2 separate regions of the Homo sapiens genome follow, and region 1 is linked to region 2. Evidence: read pairs that join two places in POLR2A ChIA-PET (ENCODE). Cell type or tissue: Caco-2. All regions are shown on one strand. Each heading gives the region's core, and the rest is flanking DNA. Links, peaks and the distances in the headings are about the cores only.

Region 1 (2,919 bases), core at 326-2,825, 240 kb before region 2:
CTTAAAAGGCCTCATCTGTTAACACTACCATAATGGGGATTAAGTTTCAACATGAACTTTAGAAAGAACACAAACACTCAACCCATGGTATCTTCATAATTGGTTTTATTTCTACCAAGACCAGATGAAGGCAGAAAACTACCAAAAAAAAAAAAAAAAACAAAACAAAAAAGTCAGAAAACCACAGATCAATACTATCTTGAAAACAGACATGAAAATCCTGAAAAAAAAAATTAGTAAATAAAATTCAGCAGTATGTAAAAAGAATTATACATCTCGACCAAGTGGGGCTTATTATAGGGAGGCAGAGCTAGTCCAATATTGGAAAATCAATAAATGTAATCAACCATATTAACAAGCTACAGAAGAAAAATCACATGATCATATCAATTGATGTGGAAAAAGTATTTGACAAAATTCAACACTCATTCATGATTTAAAAAAAACTCTCAGAAAATTATCAATAGAAAAGAAATGCATCCACTTAGTAAAAAGCACCTATAAAAAACCTACAGCAACATTATACCTGATGGTGAAAGTCTGAATATTTTTCCCTTAAAATCAAGAATAAGACAAGCGTATTCACACTTACATTCTTATTCAACATAGTACTGAAAGTTTTAGCCAGTGCAGTAAGACAAAAGGATGGGGTGAGGGAGAATAAAAAGGAAGACATTATTATCTATATATAGAAAATTCCAAGGAGTATACAAGAAAAACAAACTCTTAGTACTGAGTTCAGTAAACTTGCAGGATATAAGATAAACATACAAAAATCAATTGTATTTCTATATACTAGCAATGGACATGCAGACATCAAAATTTAAAATATAATATCATTTGCAATCACTCAAAAAGAATGGAATACTTAGGTGTCAGTCTAATAAAACATATCCAGGGATTTTATGCTGAAGACTATGCTATGCCGATGAAAGAAATAAAAATATCTAAATAAAGGGAGAGACATACTGTGTTTATGACTAGAAGATTCAACATAATAAAGGTGTAAATTCTCCCAAATTGATATGAAGTCTTAATATAATTCCTATCAAAATCCCAGAAAGTTTTAAAAATAGATATAAACAAGCTTATCCTAAAATTTAAATGAAAAGGCAAAGGAACTGGACTTCAAAACAATTTTGAAAAAGAAGAAAAAAAGTGGGAGGTGACTCAGTCTATCTGATTTCAAGACATATTATATAGGTCAGTAATCGAGACTATGTGATATTGGTGGAGAGATAGACACATAGGTCAATGGAACAGAATAAAGAATCCAGAAGCAGATCCACATAAATATGCCCAACTGATTTTTGACAAGGTGCAAAAGCAACTCAACAAAGGAGAAACAGGCTTTCAACATAAGATGCTGGAGTGATTGCACATCTATTACCAGAAATAATGAACCTCAACCTAAGCCTCACACCTCAAGCAAAAATTAACTCAAAATGGATCATGAACTTAAATGTAAAGCCATAAAACACTTAGGAAAAAAACATAGGATAAAATAGTCAAGATCTAGAATGACGTAAAGTGTTGTGTTTTTTTCACATATGGAGAATGCCCTGTGATAGGGTTCTTAGACTTGACACCAAAAGCACAGTTCATAAAAGGAAAGATGTATAAACTGGACTTCATCAAGATTTTAAATTTTTGTTCTGTAAAAAATCTTGTTAAGAGAATGAAAAGACAAGCTACAGAGTGGGAAGAAAATATTTGCAAACCATATATCTGACATAGGACTAGTATCTGGAATATATAAAGAACTCTCAAAAATTAAACAATAAGAAAGCAAACAATCCAATTAGGAAATGGACAAAACATGTGAAGAGACATTTTAACACAGAAAATATACAGACGACAAATAAGCACGTGAAAATATGTTCAACAGCATAAGCCATTCGTGAAATTCAAGTTGAAACCACTATGCAGTATTACTACATATCTATCAGGATGGCTAAGATGAAAAATAGTGACACCACCAAATTCTGACAAGGATGCAGAGAAACTAGATCACTCATATGATGCTGGTGAGAATGTGAAATGGTGGTGTTTGGAAGTTTCTTAGAAAAGTAAACATGCAACTGCCATATGACCCAGCAATTGAGCTCCTGGGTATTTATCTCAGAGAAATGAAGACTTGTAGTCACACAAAAGTTTGTGCACAAATGTTTATAGCAGCTATATTCATAAGAGCTCAAAACTAGAAGCAATCTAGATGTCCTTCAATAGGTGACTGCTTAGACAAAATATGGTACATTCTATGCGATGTTATTCAACAGTAAAAAGGAACAAACTTTTGATAAACACAACAACCTAGATGAATCTCCAGAGGATTAGGCTGAGTGGGGAAAAAAGCCAATCTTGGCCGGGCGCGGTGGCTCACACCTGTAATCCCAGCACTTTGGGAGGCCGAGGCAGGCAGATCACGAGGTCAGGAGATCGAGACCATCCTGGCTAACACAGTGAAACCCCGTCTCTACTAAAAATACAAAAAAATTAGCTGGGCGTGGTGGCGGGTGCCTGTAGTCCCAGCTACTCGGGTGGCTGAGGCAGGAGAATGGCGTGAACCCGGGAGGCGGAGCTTGCAGTGAGCCGAGATCGCGCCACTGCACTCCAGCCTGGGCAACAGAGCGAGACTCCGTCTCAAAAAAAAACAAAAAACAAAAAACAAAAAAAAAAGCCAATCTCAAAAGGTTGCCTATGTATGATTTCATTTCCATAACGTTTTTGAAATGACAAAATTCTAGAAATGAAGAGTTGATTAGTGGTTGTCAGGAGTTATGGAGGGGGTGGGAGCAGGAAGTCACGGGTTGTGGCTATAAAATGGCAAGATGAGGGAACTTTATGGTAACGAAAATGTTCTGTATCTTGACAGTATCAATGTCTATATCCTGATTATAACATTGTGCTATTATATGC
Region 2 (2,919 bases), core at 285-2,784:
GTAGCTACCCTCTTTCTTTTCTACCCGTCCAAGCTTACTTTAATTCATTCACAAGACTGAATGGAATCTCAACATTTAAATACTTAATCTCTTTCTTTAATCTTTGGCACCAAGGAACTGGATTTCCCCAGTTGTATGAGTCACCCGATAACAAATTTCCCAGCTTAAATAGTTTTAAAGTTGTACTATTAGTAAGGCAACACTGTTCATTGTGTCTCAGATTCAAGGATTTATAGTAACAATGTGTTTTAGCATGCATATTCTTTTTCAACATATACGTTTTTCTTTGATGCCGTAAAAAGTCTTTCTGATGTTGAACAGTTTTAATGCAGTTATGCCATGATGGAACCACCCCTCTCCTCACTCCCAGAAAATCACACAGCTTGATATGTTTTTAGCCTTCATCTGAATTGTAAAACACTGAATTCTTACAGTTTTCTAAAAGAAAAAGAAAAAAACTTGCCATTGCTATTTTGGGAGCATTTGTCCAGATAAATAAAACACGGTCCTGATCCCACCCTGCCTGTCCTCGCATTTCTGAGAGTGAAGATACAGAACACTGCAGTCAGGGGAGAAAACATATTTTTTTTTCCTTCCCTGTCAGAATCTGTTCCATTGGGAGGTGAAGTATATGAACCCAATTTTTGCCTTGGAGATAAAGAGAAAAAAATCAATTCTACCAAGATTTACTTTATGTGAAAGCACTTAAGCAGATTCCCTAGACATGTGTTTCTGAAGGGTTGCACCCTCCAGCCATCTGACTTTTGGCCAAGTCCAGAGACATTTTAGGTTGTCAGAACTACGGGGTGGGAGATGCTACTGGCATCTTGTGGGTAGAGGGCAGGGATGTTGCTAAGCATCCTACAACATACTAGACGGTCCCCACAAGCGAGTTGGCCAAGTGCGATGGCTCATGCCTGTAATCCTAGTGCTTTGGGAGGTGGACATGGGAGGATCTCTCGAGCCCAGGGGTTTGAGACCAGGCCAACAAACAGTGAGATCTCATCTCTACAAAAAAATAAAAAATTAGCTGGGTGTGGTGGTGCATGCAGGTTGTCCCAGCTATTCAGGAAGCTGAGGCAGGAGGATCACTTGAGCCCAGGAGGTCAAGGCTGCAGTGAGCTATGATCGCACCACTGCACTCCAGCCTGGGTGACAGAGCAAGACTCTGTCTCTAAAAAAAACACAAAGGCCTAGCTCAGTGGCTCACCTCTGTAATCCCAGCACTTTGGGAGGCTGAGCCAGCAGGATCACTTGAGCTCAGGAGTTAAAACCAAGCTGGGCAAGACCTCGTCTCTACAAAAAAGAAAAAAAAAAAAAAAAAAAAAAAGGCCAGGCGCAGTGGCTCACAGCTGTAATCCCAGCACTTTGGGAGCCTGAGGCGGGTGGATTCCTTGACCCCAGGAGGTCAGCTGCAGTGAGCTGTGATTGTGCCATTGCACTCTAGCCTGGGCGACAGGAATGAGACCTTGTCTCAAAAAAAAAAAAAAAAAAAAAAAAAAAAAAAAGCTGTTAGTGCCAAGGCTGAGAAACCCTGTCCAAGATTAATGCAGAGTACAGAGAAGAAAGAAGACCTCAGGAGGAGGGGGGAAACACCAAGAAATACAAACACAAAATTAAAAGAAAAAAAAAAACCTAATAAACAGTGAATTTCACACCAATTTATAAAGATACAGGATTTTAGGGATTAACATTCCTATTTGGTGGCCTTTCAGGATATTGCTAAGAGGACTTTAAGGTCATTTTGAGTTTTTCTACTACTACATTTTTATCAATTCTTTCACCAAGCATTTCTTGAGCACCTACTGTGTGCCAGAGGCTGAGGACACAAAGATGTGAGCTTTTCTCTTCCCTGGGGGAGCTGGGAGATTTTAGTGGTGGAAATACCTATAAATGAAGAATTGGAATTCCAAGGACAAGAGGTAAAGGGCAAGAAAAAGAGTTCTTCTCTATACCAAGCACTCCTGCTTACCTCCAGTCATCTTCATTCCGCTCTCACCAGTGAGTGTTATTCCCTTTTCACAAAAGAAGAAACTGTGAGATTAATAACAAGAGCAGACAAGCAAGTGTCGGGCCCTGTTCTCAATGTTTTAATTAATTTATTTATTTTTAAATTGTTGTTGTTGTTGTTGTTGTTTTGAGACCAAAGTCCCCCTCTGTCGCCCAGGCTGGAGTGCAGTGCTGTGATTTCGGTTCACTGCAGCCCTCGCCTTCTAGGTTCAAGCAATTCTCATGCCTCAGCCTCCCGAGTAGCTAGGATTATAGGCGTGCACCAACGTGCCCAGCTAATTTTTGTATTTTTAGTAGAGACCGGGTTTCACCATGTTGGCCAGGCTGGTCTCGATCACCCAACCTCAAGTGATCCACCCGCCTCAGCCTCCCAAAGTGCTGGGATTACAGGCATGAGTCACCACGCCCAGCCCTCAGTGTTTTCTCATGTAACTCATTTTATTTTTTTTATTAACTCATTTTACTTTCACAACTATCCTTTGAGGAGGGCATTAATATCATCACCTTCGTTTTACATCCGTGGGTGCTGAGGGACCAAGCGTTTAGGTAACTTGTCCAAGGTCCCACAGCCAGGCTGTCTGGCCGCAGAATCCATGCCCTTCACAATCTACACTGGTGCTTCTCTTATGCTTCATCCAAGGAAGAAAATGGTAGATCTGGGCTTAAAAGCCAGAGTGTGACTGGAAACCCAATGCTCTTCTGCTACATGATACTCTCCCCTGTTCTAGAAAAGAGCTCAACATGCTATAGGCTCACAGGTGTCTGATTGCGCCTGAAGAAGTCAAAGTCGATTTCAGTTGGAGGTAGCATCTGAGCTCATAGTGGAGGTATATGCCAGAAGGAAGGTCAGACAAAGGGAGAAGGACAAGAACAGCTGGAATAGAAAACAATAAACTTCACCATGGCTAG

Evidence for each region. Peaks named below come from ENCODE experiments on the same cell type or tissue, not always from the same donor. Only the 100,000 strongest peaks of a DNase experiment are listed, where the experiment ranks them.
Region 1: POLR2A ChIA-PET joins it to region 2 with 7 read pairs; 3 of 35 experiments call an interaction of 5 or more read pairs at or near these places.

The regions. Positions count from the first base shown.
Region 1 is chr12:12,043,355-12,046,273 of GRCh38, forward strand. No RefSeq gene overlaps it. Among named protein-coding and RNA genes, the nearest start is that of BCL2L14, 26 kb to the right of the region's middle. In Caco-2, for the core only: no CTCF peak of the experiment used is centred there; no DNase peak of the experiment used is centred there.
Region 2 is chr12:12,282,825-12,285,743 of GRCh38, forward strand. No RefSeq gene overlaps it. Among named protein-coding and RNA genes, the nearest start is that of LRP6, 17 kb to the left of the region's middle. RefSeq lists an enhancer at 947-1,488. In Caco-2, for the core only: no CTCF peak of the experiment used is centred there; a DNase peak (open chromatin) is centred at 1,397.